Linked DNA regions of Homo sapiens: region 2 is linked to region 1. Evidence: read pairs that join two places in POLR2A ChIA-PET (ENCODE). Cell type or tissue: OCI-LY7. All regions are shown on one strand.

The links. ChIA-PET counts read pairs that join two places held together with the same protein. Peaks named below come from ENCODE experiments on the same cell type or tissue, not always from the same donor. Only the 100,000 strongest peaks of a DNase experiment are listed, where the experiment ranks them.
Region 2: POLR2A ChIA-PET joins it to region 1 with 12 read pairs; 2 of 35 experiments call an interaction of 5 or more read pairs at or near these places.

The regions. Positions count from the first base shown.
Region 1 is chr2:122,657,603-122,665,602 of GRCh38, forward strand. It overlaps LOC107985943 (a long non-coding RNA gene), which reads left to right and starts at 1,615. Exons shown (of 2, transcript XR_001739690.2): 1 at 1,615-5,297; 2 at 5,378-7,443. RefSeq lists an enhancer at 3,593-4,251. In OCI-LY7, no CTCF peak of the experiment used is centred here; no DNase peak of the experiment used is centred here.
Region 2 is chr2:122,509,551-122,517,550 of GRCh38, forward strand. No RefSeq gene overlaps it. Among named protein-coding and RNA genes, the nearest start is that of LINC01826, 560 kb to the right of the region's middle. RefSeq lists an enhancer at 6,899-7,825. In OCI-LY7, no CTCF peak of the experiment used is centred here; no DNase peak of the experiment used is centred here.

The DNA.
Region 1 (8,000 bases):
CAAACCAGCCAAAAGGATCAAGATCTTGTAAGATAAATGGACAGTTTTTTATATTCATACCTAGAGTGTCTGTGATATTTAGTATTAATATTATTATCTTCCATTCAGCTTCGTTTAAATATCTTTCAACATAGTCTAATATTTCAATAAATGAATTATTTTTCTGGGAAAATACCATGAAACATTGCATTCTGAGGCTCATCCAATTACATTCTGAGCAAGTATCATCTTACGGAAAAGAAACAAGTTCTATTATGCCATTGAGTTGAGCACTTCATATCCATTTTTTAATTCAGTCTCCTTAACAACCCTGCAAGGTTGTTGTTGTTAGCTTCATTTTATAGTTGGGGCAAGTGAAGCTTGATGACATTTGGTAACTTGTGCGAAGAGAACTAGAGTTCATAAATGGCCAAACTTATTCTAAAGCCAAGTCTATAGGCTTCCACAGTGCATTTCCTGAACCGCCATGCTAGACACCCCCTGGGTAAGAGCGCTTCTAACTCCAAACTTCTGTGATCTGGAGAAGTTTGGAAAAGCAACAGAATAGAATGATTATTCAATTCAGAGACAAGGATTGTGGCTCTCTTGGTTTTGGAAGGATGATGTCTACAGGACAGAGGAAAAAAGTCAGAGAAAAAAGTCCTGATAATGAGAATTGACAAAGCACTAAAAGATTTTTCACCTTTAACCAAATTTTGTTCTATGTCCCTGGATCTTTCTTTAATTAATTATGAAACTTTTGATTGCTTAAGTATCATGTATAGTTTTGACTTTATTTGAGAAATGTGCATTTTGGGTAAACTCATCTTGAGTATAATGATTGTTATGTTTACTAGATCTAAGAAATTAAAATATCTAAGTCTTTGTACACTAAAGAAGTACAGGATTATTTTTAAGAAAGCAACTCATATGTTTGGGAACATCTGTATACATCATTAATATTTTCTTTTGTTTGTAGATATTCATTATTATGTAGACACCACTCTGCTTTAAATCTTTGAAGATCAATTTTGAGAAATTTGATAGTGTTTGGAACAAACAGTATTCTGCTCAACTGGCATGAGTCAAAGGTCCACATTACCCTTAGGAAAAAAAAAAAAATTATTGCTTTCTGTGAGGGGTTTTAAAGATGTGACATTTTTCAATATCTGCTTTATAACTTTTGATGATAAAAACAAAATAATAAAAAATTACAGCAGAAAACATTCTTTGAAGGCTTATAATGTGTCAAGTTCTATTAAAAATGTTTTATATGCATATTTAAATTCATCCTCATAGCATCCCCAAGAGATAGAGGCTATTAGAACCATTTTACAGTTGGGCCAAATTCAGTCAGCTCAGAAGTGACAGTTCTGGGAATTTTCTTCTCCAGAGCCCAAGATTTTAAACATTGAGCATATTTCCTTCTAAAGCATATTGCCAAATACTATAGAAGGACCGTGAATTATACCTTGTGATTCAGGCTACCATCTTGAAACTAAATTATGAGTGAAAACATTTTGTTTGGTTACATTTTTTATATTTAAAATACATTTGAAAAGAATTTGGAATGTGTTAAAGTCAGAGTCATATATTGAGACCTCGTATCTGAATTGAATTACTTTAAACAAAGTGGAAAGAACTTTTTCCATCAATTTGAAAAGTAAAGTAAAAGACAGAAAGAAACAGAGAGATTAAATGTTTTTCCCTTATTTTGTATATTGTGGGCAGTGCCATTTATCTTAGCTATGTTAATAAACACTGGATTTTCAGAAGGTTTATGCTTCATCCTTGCTTTATGCTGTAATGTAGCCACACAGAATGTCTCTTTATGTTGACTGAAGTTAATATATGCATCTTACCTTTTAATATTGCATCAACTATAGTCATAGTGGTGGAAAATAATAATGCTCTGTGTTCTGCACTATGGTGGATGTTTTATAAACAGTATCTGCAATTATTACAAACTCCTATTAGAGAGCTATGTCTAACCTTATTTTACATGTAAGACATAGAAATTCGAAGTTCCCAGAATCAGTGAGTAGTAGATTTGAACTGAGTTTTAACACAACTCTAAAGCCCAAGCCTGGCCTCCTTCCGCTGCGCAATTCTCCTCCAGAGGGAAAGGCTAGCACCATCCCTAAGAGGGGCCGAAAGTCTTCTAAGGGCACCTGAACCATTGTGAAGAATTGTGTTAATAACCCAGTAATTCACACTTGTTCAAATTTTCAGACATTTCCTGGGATGCAGTCAAAACTTTTAGGAGTCTGAAGCCTGAGGCTGCCTGCTCTCTGCTGCTGATTATAGAGCTCTCTAGTTGATGAGTGGTGTCCTGGAGCTCCCTGGCCATACATACACAGTGCTCATGGGTCGACTGTATGGCACCAGCCTCTGCTGCTCTACCCTTTTCAGCCTTTTTTTCTGGAATGCATGCTGAGGTCCTCCTTGTGCCTTTGAAATTTTTATGAAGAGGGTGATTATTTTTGGTACAGCAAAATATGTAGAATTTGCACTTCTTAGGAATTAAACATCTCAATTTTTTTCCCCCAGAGAAAATAACTCTTGAGCAAGGGAACACTCATCTCACCGCTCAGACTTTGAGGTGGCCCTACATGTATACAAGTTTGGGGGAACATGAGAATTCCAATTAAATTCTGGGAAATCCAGACATATATTCAACAAGTATTTATTATGTGCCAGGCGTTATTTTGAGTGCTAGAAATATAATGGCAAATAAAACGAAAAGAACCCTGATCCTGATGGAGTGTGCGTCTAATGAGAAAAATATACAATAAGGACATAAGCAAATAAATTCATAATATAGCATCAGAGGCGATAAACAGTAGAAGGAAAAGTACGTCAGTGTAAGGCACAGAGAGCTCCCGGGGGCAGAGTGTTTTCATTAGGTGGTCAGAGAATATCTTGTTTTTTTGTGAGCAGCTTCAGCCAAAGTAAGTAATCAAGAATTATACTTGAAACGATTGGTTTCCAGATGTTAAGTATAACAAATATTAAAATTCCTCGGTCTAACACCCTACTCATCTTCCAGCTGCTTTAATTAGAGTAGTTTCTATTTGTTCTACAAATAGGGCTTCCTTGTAAAATTTTCTTTGGAGATGGGTTTCATATCTGAGAGCACTGCCTCAGACCAAATAAATATTAACACAGGAGGAAGCTGAGCGTCAAAGGGAAGCAGTAACTTGGCCAAGGATGCCAGTGCTCCCAGTGGCCAAGGGAAACCCAGGCTGCGGTCCTCTCTGTCCAAGCTCTGTCCTCGGCCCTCAGGTCCTGGCCTCCAGCACTGAGAGCAACACAGAGTGCCTGTGAGGCGGTCTAACTTCTGCTGACTGGTGAAGGTGGATCCCCCAGCCCCAGGAAAAGTCAACCAGCAGCTTGAACAGCGCTTCCCTCGCGGAGGCTCAGCACTCAGCTCATCCCCCGCCATCGGGCTGTAATTCAGGTGCCAGCGTTGCTCCTCCAGCAGGAACATAAGCCCAAACTTAACAAATTCCTAAAGCAGAACAAAGAAAGTGTCAGAGGGGAATGGGCACGGAGCCTGTGGACCGCACTAGAATCTTCTAATTCTTAGGAATGCAGATCGCCCTGTGTAAGGGGCCGCTCAGAGCGCCCGAGGAGCGCCGGTGGCCTCCCTTGGATGCTTCGCTATTCATCCCACCTTCTGGAAGAGGCTATTCTTTTGTGGCTGTCTTGGTGTTTGGCTGAGTTGTTATTGAATTCCTCCCTGACTTCTTTTTTTTTTCCTTCGGAAGACAGAAGAAAAGAAGCCGGCAGTGGAAGTCTTCTCTGGGAAGCCTCCTCCTCCTGCATCTGGCTGCTCCCTTTGGGGCAGCCTGGTCCGCCTCTCTGGGCGCCAGGTGCGTCTGCAGCGCTCTCCTGGAGGCCGGCTGCAGGTTCATTAGTGCTCACAATAGGCACGCAGCGCAGGGGAATATGTAAAGAAAGTGGAGGACATCGGAGTGGCATTCAAAGCGGCAGGCGGGAGTAGGAGTTTCCCTAGCTTTTCTTCCTTTGTTTCTAATCACCTTTTCTGTTTCTTCAGAGAGGATGCTAATAGAGTGAATACCTGGGCGTTCCAGGAGAAGAGTTAGTGGAGGTTTCAGAAAAGGAAATGCAATCTGGGACGAAAAATAGCTTTTCTTCCCCTTGGGGTGTGTGTGTGTAGTGTCTGAATGCTTTGCCACCGATGAGGCCGAGGACTAAAAGCAGGATAAAGGCTGTGATTGGCACAGAAGACCCCTGGTGAAATTTCTGGCTCAGGTACTAGCTTTCTGTGAGTCCTGTGCAATTCGGCACAGCCCTTGGGGCTTTGAGTCCTTTTTTTTTTTTTTTTTTTAATAAAATAAGAGACTTGGCTAATAGGATTTCTAGCCTACCACTCCTTTACAGTTTTAAGATATCATTTTAAAAAGTTACATTTCAAGACTGTAGTAAGGAGGTGACATTATATACTTAAACATAAAAATGTGGAGTGATTTGAAGAGCACTGAAATTATTCCACTCTTCAAAGTATATGCATTTATGTATACATACATGTACATACACGTGTACATAAACAAACATATACATATAGTCATTTTCAGATGCCTGAAATTCTGTCCTTAAAGACAGTTGTGAATCCCAGTTCTATTAGTATTTGACTGTGACCCTCTTAGTTTTGCCTACTGTCTGCAAGACTCAATTTTTCTTTTTTTCCTCATAATGGGAATAAATATTGTCTGTCTTCTAACTGTGTTATGATATTTAAATGAGGAAATGTGTTGAATGGTAGTTCTTCTTGTCTGAAAGATAAGAATACATGGGTGCCATCATCCAATCTCAAAGTCATTGGGTTTTGACAGAAATGGTATGATGGGTAATTATCCCATTTCTCCAAAGTCATTAGGAACCTGAAGTAATTTTTTTAAACTTGTTTTTCATGCACCTGTGTTGGCTAGATCACAGAGCCTGGGCCCATCCTCTTGAGGAAATATTATCTGCGTCAACCTTCCTCAATGCCTCCTGGATGACTTTACCACCATCTTGCAAATGTCTATTATTTGTTAGCTCTAGAAGACTCAGAGCAATGATTGCACCAATCTGAAGGTTATTTCTTCCATGCTGGTCTTCTGCCATTGGTGATATTACAGATGTTTGTCCAGAACATTACTGATGACAGCTACACACCTGGAAAATAAAGTTTCTTGTTTGTTCCTTCCAAATTAATTTTCTGAATGAACACCAGCAACTCAAAATGCATTCAGTTTCAGAATTCAAAGAACAGAAGAGCAAATTTGAGGGACACTCTGGCACAGTAGAGGGTATGTACAATCATTGAATGCAAAGTCTTTTACATTTTACCTTACACGTCAATCTCAGCTAATCAGGCTTTATTTTTCAGGAAAGTGCTGCAGAGCAGAGAAGCAATTCTCAACAAGACAAAGCTACTATAATAGCGACTTGTGGAGTCACGTTAAGAAGAAAATAGGCAGAGAAGTGGACTCTTGACGGGAGTCTCATCCATCATTTCCTCTCTGTGCAACCTCAGGCAGGGTACATAATCGATCTAACTTTTAGTTTTCTCTTATGTAATCTGGAGATAATAACATATATTTTATATAATTATTGTGAGTATTAAATACCAAAACCCCTTTATGTCACATGTTTAGCATAGTGTCTATATCACAGTATGTGCGTCATATGAAACTCAGTGCTTTGTACCCGCTGATTCCTGGTGAATGAAATACGGTCACACATCACAATGACTGTCTGCTGAAATGCCAAAATCCTGCCTGTAGTTCAGGAACCAGAGTAAAGGAAAATGAACCCTGTAGTGTTTTTACTTTTTCTCTCTTTTTAGAGAAAGATCATTTGCATGTGGCTCCACCTTAATAATTGCATTTGTAATGCTTTCATGTTGTCACATGGTCTAACCCCCAGGATCTTATCTTAATAAAAATTCAGTTAAACATGTGTTCAAATTGGCCAGATCAGCCAAATCTGGAACAGGGAAAGTTGTTTTCCTCCTAATGAACTGTCCCCTGGACACGGGCAGTGCCACAGAAGTTCAGGAATATTTATTGTCCATGGCATTTCCAGGAGTTACACTCTTTGTTGAACCCTTCCATCGTGCCAGGGGGAGGCTGGTGATTCATTAATTCACTGTGATGATTTGTCCTAATTATTCTAATTACTGCCTTGTCTCCTCAGACCAGCTGGTGCCTAAAGCAGAGGGAAAGTCACCAGTCATGAGGACTGCGGTGGTGGCTGCAGAATCCCGGGCACTGGATCTGTAGGATTCACTGTCACCACATCAAAAAAGCTTTGCTGCTGCTGCTGCTGCTGCTGCTGCTGCTGCTGTTGCTGCTGCTGCTGCTGTTGCTGCTGCTGCTGCTGCTGCTGCTGAGCCCAACTTATCCTTGGTGCTGCTCTGGCCTGAGTCCGGGTTCCCGGGGCCCTGCCATGCATGCATTCTCTCCTCTGCTCCTCTTGTACCTTTTCAGGGAGAGAAGAGCCCTGATACAGGTTGCTTTTCTGTCTTCCCAGCTTGCTGCCCCACCAATTCCAGACAGCATCTGCTGTGTGTTCTTTGTGCACCCATCCCTGTCTGAACGTATCTTAAACCCAGTCTGGTTTCTAACAACTGTCGATAATAAAAATATCTATTTCTTACTGCACACTATCAAGTGCCAAGATGGATGTTCATTGCCATATGTGCACTGTCTCTAAGTGCTACAGTTTGCAGTCTTAGTTCATATATTAAGGCTCTGCATGACCTAGAGACTAGTTTACATTGCCCAGCAAGGGAGTAACACATGGAACTGAATCCCAGATTGCTGCATCCCCAAAGTCGGGGGGCCCTTTATGCGTCTCTCTTTTCCCCTCCCACAAGCCTTCCTGGTCATCTACAGGACTCCTGCTGAAACCTTCCTTCGGTCTTTTATCCCTGAGCTCCTTTGCTGTGATAACATAGACTGTTCTGTCTGGCAGCCCTGGGCAGTCATCAGTGTTGGCTTTGCAGGTCAGCTTGGGGTCCCCAACCAGGATTCCTGAGGCCACAGAATCTTGCTGCAAACACAGCTAGTCTTGGAGAACTCATATCTGTGCCTTTCTGATGTGCTGTATCACCCCAGCCTGCCCTGTGTTTCTTTGGGATATTTTCACAGCTCATACTTCAGTGGTATTTGCCTCTTAAGTCACTTACCCCTTATTACTCTGAACAAAACTGGAATCCGAAAAAAACAAAAACAAAAACAAACAAACAAAAAACACTGGAACTGTGGCTCATCTCTCAGGGAATGAGCTGACACTTAGTAGAATCTATGACATGAGGGCTATGTTAGAGACCCTGAAATGAAGCTGGGTGAAAAATATCAAGGTGTTGTGAGTGACAAAGATGATATTCCAAAGATTCAACTGAGAAAGAGTCAGTGTATCTTATTATTAAAATTGCTTCTGTAAGAGTCATCATAAGCTTGACTTGTATTTCTTGACCAACTCTTATTTCTATTCATATCTCAGCTTAACTGTCATTTCTTCAAAGAGGCAGACATCCCAACTCTACAAACTGTAGGCCACCAGCTTCTGTCATTTTATAAGAACAGGTGAATCACTTCACACTTGAACTTATTTACTTATTTTCTTTTTCTTTTTTTTCTTTTCTTTTTTTTTTTTTTTTGAGACAGGGTCTGGGTCTGTCACCCAGGCTAAAGTGCAATGGCATGATCAGGCCTCACTGCAGCCTCGATCTCTCCGGCTCAAGTTATCTTCCCACCTCAGTCCCCCAAGTAGCTGGGATTGAGGGCATGTGACAACATGCCTGGCTTATTTATTTATTTATGGAGGCAAGATCTTGCTATATTGCCAGGGCTAGTCTGGAATTCCTGAGCTTAAGTGGTCCTCCTGCCTCAGCTTCCCAAAATGCTGGGATTACAGGAGTGAACTACTGTGCCTGGCCTTGAACTTATTTTCTTAATGCTTGCTTTCCCAAGTAGGCTGAAAGCTTTGGGAGGCTAAGAGGCAAC
Region 2 (8,000 bases), 150 kb before region 1:
AAATACCACCCAGCTCCACTTTTCTCATTGACCATGTAGGCAGAAAGTGTGTTCTAAGTGACTGGCAGAACTAAGTGTCAAGCTGAGACTTAGCACCCAGGCTGTTGTGCTCTTGTCTTGATTTTGCTTCAGGTTAAGCTGCAAATTGCAATAGGCTCTAGATAAGTGAATCTTTTGCACAGAGCAGGCACTCATAAAACATCTATTGATTCAAATGTCACCATGAGAAACAGACCACTAGTAAAAAGAAATGCCCAGATTGGCAGGAAGGACATTACAAAGTAAGATCCCATTCTTGGAATCAGTTGTATCCCTTTAGTCACGAACCTCGATTTGAAAAGCAGTCTGGACTTTATTCAGACTCCATAAAGAGATGGTAGTTTCTATTCTTCATCTTTTAGGGTCTGAAGGGGAATAGGAAAGGGCCATTTAGAATCATTCTTATATTTGTTCTTTATATATAATGTATAACTTTTTCTGGCTGCTTTTAAGATTTTTCCCTCTACTATCAGTTTTCAGCAAATTGCTTCTAACATACCTTAGTGTAGTTTTGTTTGATTTTTGCTTAGAATTCACTGAGAGTCTAAGATCTATGAACTTAAATTTTTCATTAAATTTGGAGACGTTTCAGTCATTGTTTCTCCAAATACTGTTTTCTGCCCTTTCCCTCTCTTCTCTTCTGAGTGCTCCAATTATATTGGGCTGCTTGAAATTACCCCACAGTTCATTGATGCTCTATCCCGTTTTGTTCTCCTGCTCTTTTTTTCTTTCTGTTTCATTTTGGACAGTTTCTATTGCCATGTCTTCAAGTTTACTAATCTTTCCTTTTGCAAGGTCTAATCTGCTGGTGATCTTATTAAGTGTGTTTTTAACCACAGATGTTGTAGTTTGCACCTCTAGAAGTTAAACTTTCATCTACTTTTTAATCTTTCTGTGTTTTCTTAACATATTTAAGCTTTTCTCTAGCTTCTTGATTATATGCAGTATAGTTATAATGATTTTTATTGTCTTTGTCTATTAAGCCTGTCATCTATGTCGTTTCTAGATTAGTTTGGATTGATTTATTTTTCTCACAATTTTGCATCATTGAGTGGTTCCTGATTCTGTGCATGCCTAGTGAATTTTTTTTTTTTTTTTTTTTTGAGACAGAGTCTCACTCTGTCACCCAAGCTGGAATGCAGGGGCACGATCTTGGCTCACTGCAACCTCTGCATCCCGGGTTCAAGTGATTCTCCTGCCTCAGCATCCCGAGTAGCTGGGACTACAGGTGCGCGCCACCATGCCCAGCTAATTTTTGCATTTTTAGTTGAGATGGGGTTTCACCATATTGGCCAGGATGGTCTCGATCTCTTAACCTCATGACCTGCCTGCTTCGACCTCCCAAAGTGCTGGTATTACAAGCATGAGCCACGGCACCCAGCCATGATTTTTTAATTGAATGCTTGTCACTGTAAAATTTACTTTGTTTGGTGCTGCATGTTTTGTGTATCTATAAATACAGCATTCTTCAGTTCTGTTCTGGCATGCAGTTATGTTACTTGGAAACAGTTTTACCCTTTCTCATTTTTCTTGTACGTTTTATTGGGCAAAATCAGAACAATGTTTAGTTTAGCACGAGTTTTACCAACGAATGAAGCAGAATGTTTCTGAGTACTTTACCCGCTGCTCTTTGAGTTAGTTATAAGGCTTTCTACTCTGGGTGGTGAGAAGGGGAATTATTTCTATGCCTGTGTGAGTTCCAGGTATCATTTCTTCTAATTTGGGGGGCATGGCTATTTCCTTGGCCTCAGTAGTTTCTCTACTCACATGTCCTGATTAGCAGACAGCTCAAGATTTGAGTGAGACCATTTGCATACTTCTGGAACACTCTCTGGGGACAGCTCTCTCCTTTCTGGAATTTGGCCTTGTAAATTCTAGCTGCCTGGTCCTCTGTAGCCTCCCAGTTCCATCTCTTCAGTTCAGGGACACTTCCAAGCGTCACCTGGGTTCCCTGTCCTGTTTTTGTGATCTAGAAATTGTCTGCAAGGGGAAAATTGGTACATGTGCTGTCCTACCTTATTTGTTTTTCAGACATGACGGCTTTTTGTTGCCTACTGTCCATTGCCTCTAAAACCATTGCATCCAGTGTCTTAGTTGTTCTGGCAGGAGAGTGACTCTAATCCCTGTTGCTCCATCTTTCTAGAAGTGCACATCTAAAAGGAGTATTTAGAATAAATCTACAGAGAATTTGGTTGGATCATAGGGAATTTCAAGAAAAAAAGTTGAATTGAGGTATACTTTCAGAAAGATATTTTGGAGCAAACTTTCAAATAGCCCTAAAGTTATCATAAAAAACAACAGCATTTCACTTAATGGAGTCAGGGAAAGCTTCTCTCAAGTCAGCGAACACAGCCACAGCTCAGTACAAGATTAACCTGCCAGCTAGCAGTGAGCCAGTGGCCTGGACTGTGGAGCCACACAAGGCTGAGAGACCACCTAGGACCTTGACTACAACCCAGGCAAGGAGTTGTAAGGACTTCGAGTGGAGGTGAGAATCAGGAATGTAGAATAATCAAGAGATAGATCATCCATAGGTGGCCAGAGTGAGGAGATAGGAATTAAGGATAGCTCTGGAGTCTGATTCTGGCTGACCAGGAGGATAATGTGCAACTAATAAAAACTAGAGGTGCTGGATGAAGGATAGTTTTTGAGAAGAGAGGCATTTTTTTGTATATTACTTATGCTTTATTACTTAGGGCTTTGAGACCAAAATAATTAAGTGACGTCCCAAGGCACATTTTTTACCAGTGAGACAAGAATATAACTTTCTTTCTCCTAGTTCACAGTATTTTTCACTTTATGCCTTCTTTCTGCTTAATGATTTGTCTGGATTAGCTATTGTTTAAGCTTCCTCCTTATGTATAACTTGAATTTTTTGTAGGTAAAGCAAATCTCTGTTTTTATTTATTTTTGTTCTTTCCTCAGAACAGAGATAGGTCTTTTACCTAGTGATAATTATTTAACTGACACTTTGTATTATTTTTCTTGGACTAAACAGACTGATCTATTTTTATATTTCTCTATATCTGGTTGAAACTAGCTTGAATTAACTATGCCTTTGCCATTAGTGAGGACCAAAATTGCACTTTGAAATTTCATTTCAAAAATTAAATGCTTACAAATGGATTTTCTCTAGTTTCAGTGGATTATTACTGATCAGTCTGAGTACATAATGCCAATTACTGGCACCTTATGTGATCAGCAGTGTTAGGTAGTAACCCAGAGCAGCCTGAAGGAGAGGCAAGAACTTTATGTCTTCTCAAACCCTGGATTCTCCCTTCCCTCCCATGTCTTGTCTTTCAGAACTATGTCTATTAGAGTCTATGCCCAAAAGTATTTTAGGTTTCAGAACAAATGGATGAGGGCTTCCACTTGAAAAGTGAACTTCTATAGAATGCATATTAATTTTAAATCACTTTCACGTGCTCTTATTTGGAACCCCCAGTAAGAAAACAATATTGTCCCATAGTGATAATAATGAAAAAACTGAGTCTAGGTAAATTCCAGCAAGTCATCAGAGGTCACATCACTAGGCAGTGATAGAAGAACCAATGTAGTTTCTAGTCTAGGACTTTCCTTCATCTCTAGTGTGTCATTAAATCCAGAGTAATTTTATTTTGAGTTTACTTGATCATGTGCATCTCCATTTAAATCTTTGCAAGGACTCTCCACAATTGACAATGTCAAATTTTGAAACTAGGGATAGCTTGGAGATTTTTGTGTCTCTTTTGCTTTCACCTTTCCATGAAAGCCTTTTTGTATGTGGGGACACATGAGTGTGTATGTGGATGTGTGTAGGCATATGTGAGTTTATACGTGTGCATACGTGTATAGACACATGTATGTGTGTATGTGGGGGCACATGTATGTGAATGTGTGGGCAAGTCTGTTTGCGAAGAAGAAGCAGAGGTGTTACTTTACTTGTGATTTCTTCTCAATGTTCAGATTTTGGGAACAACAGAATGACTTTCAGGGTGCAGAGGGCAGTCCACTGACCTGGGGTGGGTTGCACCCCAGTTTGCACCATTTGCTTACAGCTGATAGAATTAAATGACACATGCACACGTATGTTTATTGCGGCACTATTCACAATAGCGAAGACTTGGAACCAACCCAAATGTCTAACAATGATAGACTAGATTAAGAAAATGTGGCACATATACACCATGGAATACTATGCAGCCATAAAAAATGATGAGTTCATGTCCTTTGTAGGGACATGGATGAAATTGGAAATCATCATTCTCAGTAAACTATCACAAGAACAAAAAACCAAACACCACATATTCTCACTCATAGGTGGGAACTGAACAATGAGAACACATGGACACAGGAAGGGGAACATCACAATCTGGGGACTGTTGTGGGGTAGCGGGGGGAAGGATAGCATTGGGAGATATACCTAATGCTAGATGACGAGTTAGTGGGTGCAGCGCACCAGCATGGCATATGTATACATATGTAACTAAGCTGCACATTGTGTACATGTACCCTAAAACTTAAAGTATAATAATAAATTTAAAAAAAAAGAATTAAATGATCAAACAACACTCTGTATGATGGCCACTGCTCAGCATCTCCAGTGTCATCTCTTTTGTCTCATGGACTCAGTACCAGTCATCAAAAACAGCAAGAAGCTTCCTGGGTCGGCATGCCATTTTTGTTTTCTGTGGGTTTTCCTTAATGTTTTTCCCCCTCCCTCTTTTTACCTAAAAATTCTCATTCACCTTTTAATGCCTATTTCTCCTTATTTCCCTTTTGGGGATTAGCTTCTCTTTCTCTTTGCATGTGGTATTGGTGGGCTATAAATCAAGATGCTTCTGTCTTCATCTGGGCAACATGTGACATCTCTCAAGTGAAGAGACGTAAAGAAAGAAAAATGGTGTTCGTTCACTCCAGCAGGAGGGGTCCTGATGAGATGGCCAAGTTCCCTAGGGTGTCCTGGTTGCATTCTCGCCTCATATCCACCGCTGTCATCTTACTGTTAGTTCTGTAAACCAGAGTGCTCCTGCCCACCAGTCATCTCATCCTTCTCTGAAGTTAATTTGGGGCATGTGACTGGTTCTGGCCAATAGACTGTGAGAATGTATGACATGTTAGCTTCTGGACCCAAGGAGATAAAAACCAATGTGCCTCCTCGATCATTCTCTTCCTTCAAAACCACTTGGAGGCAGAACTGCAACGTGGAAGCAGCCTCACTCCCTGGGTCACTGTTTGGCAGATACCCCACTGTTTCAGATTACCACATCAACAATAATCAAGCCTCTGCTGAGTTCATCCACTGTTACTTAAGTGTGTTGTCCTTATACAACTATTCTCTATTTTTCTGTACAGATCATTTCCTGCTTTAGTTGCCCAGAGTTCATTTATTTGCCTTGTACGTAAAGCACCTAGATTGAGATACTATCCATTATGTACCAAAATTAAAACACATAGGAATATTTGTTTATGACTTTACTTCCCTACTAGACTGTGGGCAACCTGAAGGCAGAGACTTTTTCTTCATTTTTGTATTGCTAGTGCCTCACATGGTGCTTGGTGCAAAAAAGGGCTGAATTCAGGCTTTTTGTAAGAATAATTTATGTTCTCCTTGGTTTGTTTGATTTGATTTTCATGTGGCTGGGTAAAAACAATAATTTGATCCTTTGGGAAAAAATAAAGCTAGGCTTGCTTTCTAGTTCAGTCATTTGTTGATTTTCATCAAGTTACTTAAAATTTCTGATATTCTGGTTTCTTATCTACAAAATGAGAACACACATATTACCAATGCTATGGAGGTACTGGTAAAATGAAATAAGAAAACGTATGGAAAATGCTTGGCACAGTATCTGATAAACAGTAAAAACTGAATAAATAGTGGCTATTGTTACTATTATTGTGGTAATGATCATGATTCTTGTATTTAATCCACTTTTGTTTTCTCTAATTATTGCTAACAATACAGTCTAGTTGGCAAGAGAATCCAGTGGGCTTTCTCTTAGACCTTCTTGCTTATGTAAGTGTAGAGGGAATGCTTCCTCTCTGCCCATTGAAGTTTCACTAAAATGACTAACAATAGACAGATTAATAGGGGAAAACGTCACAACAAATTTATTAATGTGCATATACACTTGGGAGTCCCACAGAAAGGAGACTCAAAGAGGGGCTAGATGGTTGAGGCTTAAATGTGAGGTCTGTAGGCCATATTTAGAGGGGTTTAAATAATATGGGGGGCAAATGATTGAGCTCAAAGAACGATGGCTTGGAACAAAGTTTCTCTGAGCTCTGGGGGATCTCGTGGAAGGTAAGAACTTCACTGTGAACAAAGCTTGTCTTATTATGCAAATGAAGTCTTTCAGGTAATCTCTCAGAGCTGCCCTCAGAAAAACAGACAAAAAATCTGTCTGGGTATGGTGATGATTTTTAGCCTCTTCTCTTCTCTGGTGATAAATCTTCCCTTGTTATTTGATGAGATTCCTAGGCAGTGGGGCAAAGGCAATTGCATTTCTTTGGGGACAAATTTTCCTTTATCAGATTAGGGAATTCCAGAGACAGTCCCTCCGTGTGCTTGGGGGTTGGGCGGTGGGTGAGAAACAAGAGAAGGTTAGAAAATTTTTGGTTCTGAGGCAGCTTCTAAGGCCTCCCAATTTCTTTTAATTTAAAGTGCTTATCATGCCAAATTTCCATATTTTGAAGTATCCTTCTCCGCTGATTCCAATAGTTGAATCAAATCTTCCTAAAACAATGCCATTTCCCTCATTCTCTCCCCTTTTCTTGCAGTGTTGTAATGCTCTGCTAAGATGGTTTCTCTATTGATGTAAGAGTAAATAGCAATTCCTCAGGACCTTTTTCTTAAGAAGTACAAACTCTTTTATTCTTCAAATCAAATCTTTGTTATAAATAATTTAGAGTTTTGTAAATGAGAAAAGATAATTTTTTCAGTGTCTAAACATGGAGTCTTATTTTCCCACATATCAGTTTCCCGACAGCTAACCTGTTGGAAGCACTAACTGTTGAGTGGTTTGCATTCAGTAATGTGACCAGAAGTAACGACTCAAACTCAATAGAGGCCAGAAATGATCAGAGGTTATGATTCCTTGGCAACTGCTTGATGTTCAATATTAAACTGCTTTAGAAAACCTCTCTCTTACTCTTGTGGCAAGATACCACAAGGCATTAAAAAAAATAAAATATAATGAAACAAAAATATCCCCCCTTCGTCATACCTGCTGCCCTGCTACCTGCTCTAAGCGGAAGTCACAATGAAAGGGATTTAAATGAGCTGAGAGACCTCACTGAGCTCCCCTGGGTCAGAGGTGGGTGCATTTTCACACCTACAGGAGCTTGCTTTGCTAATGTACCTGTTCCATAAATTACTCTGGAGGAAATCACTTCATTATTCATGACTTGAACATTCCTGTTGCAAAATGGTGATCTATGTCATGTACTGTTGCATTACCAATTCAATTATTCTTTTGTCATGCAAACTCTCTGAGCTGTGACAAGGGGTGGGGCAGGCTCTTCACAGCTGGCAATCTGTAATGCTGCCTAGGAGTAGATTTCTTCTGGGTGCATTGAGCTGGAGAATTTATGAAAGGACTCTCAGGGGAGATGTCTGCCAATGATGGCAAATTGATGACTATTATCTAAACATTTAGCAGCCCTTCTTCAGTTATAATATGGCCATCTTTAACTTGCCTCCATTAACTGATAGCATTTCATGCTTTTTGAAATGAGTTTGGAGTTACGGGAGAGAACAAAGACTGACTCACAGAATCTACCACAATAATCATTTTCTTTTCATTTTCCATTATCTTAGCATTCTGAATCCAACTTTGCATGAAGAGATACTCCAATGCTTCTGAAGACACCTTTTTTAATTTTGGTAATATAAAGATGGCTTTTAAGGTTATTATCAGCCTGATGGCAAAACAAACATGTGACAAGAGTTAACTTCAGTCACTCCGGTGGTTTGAGCCTTA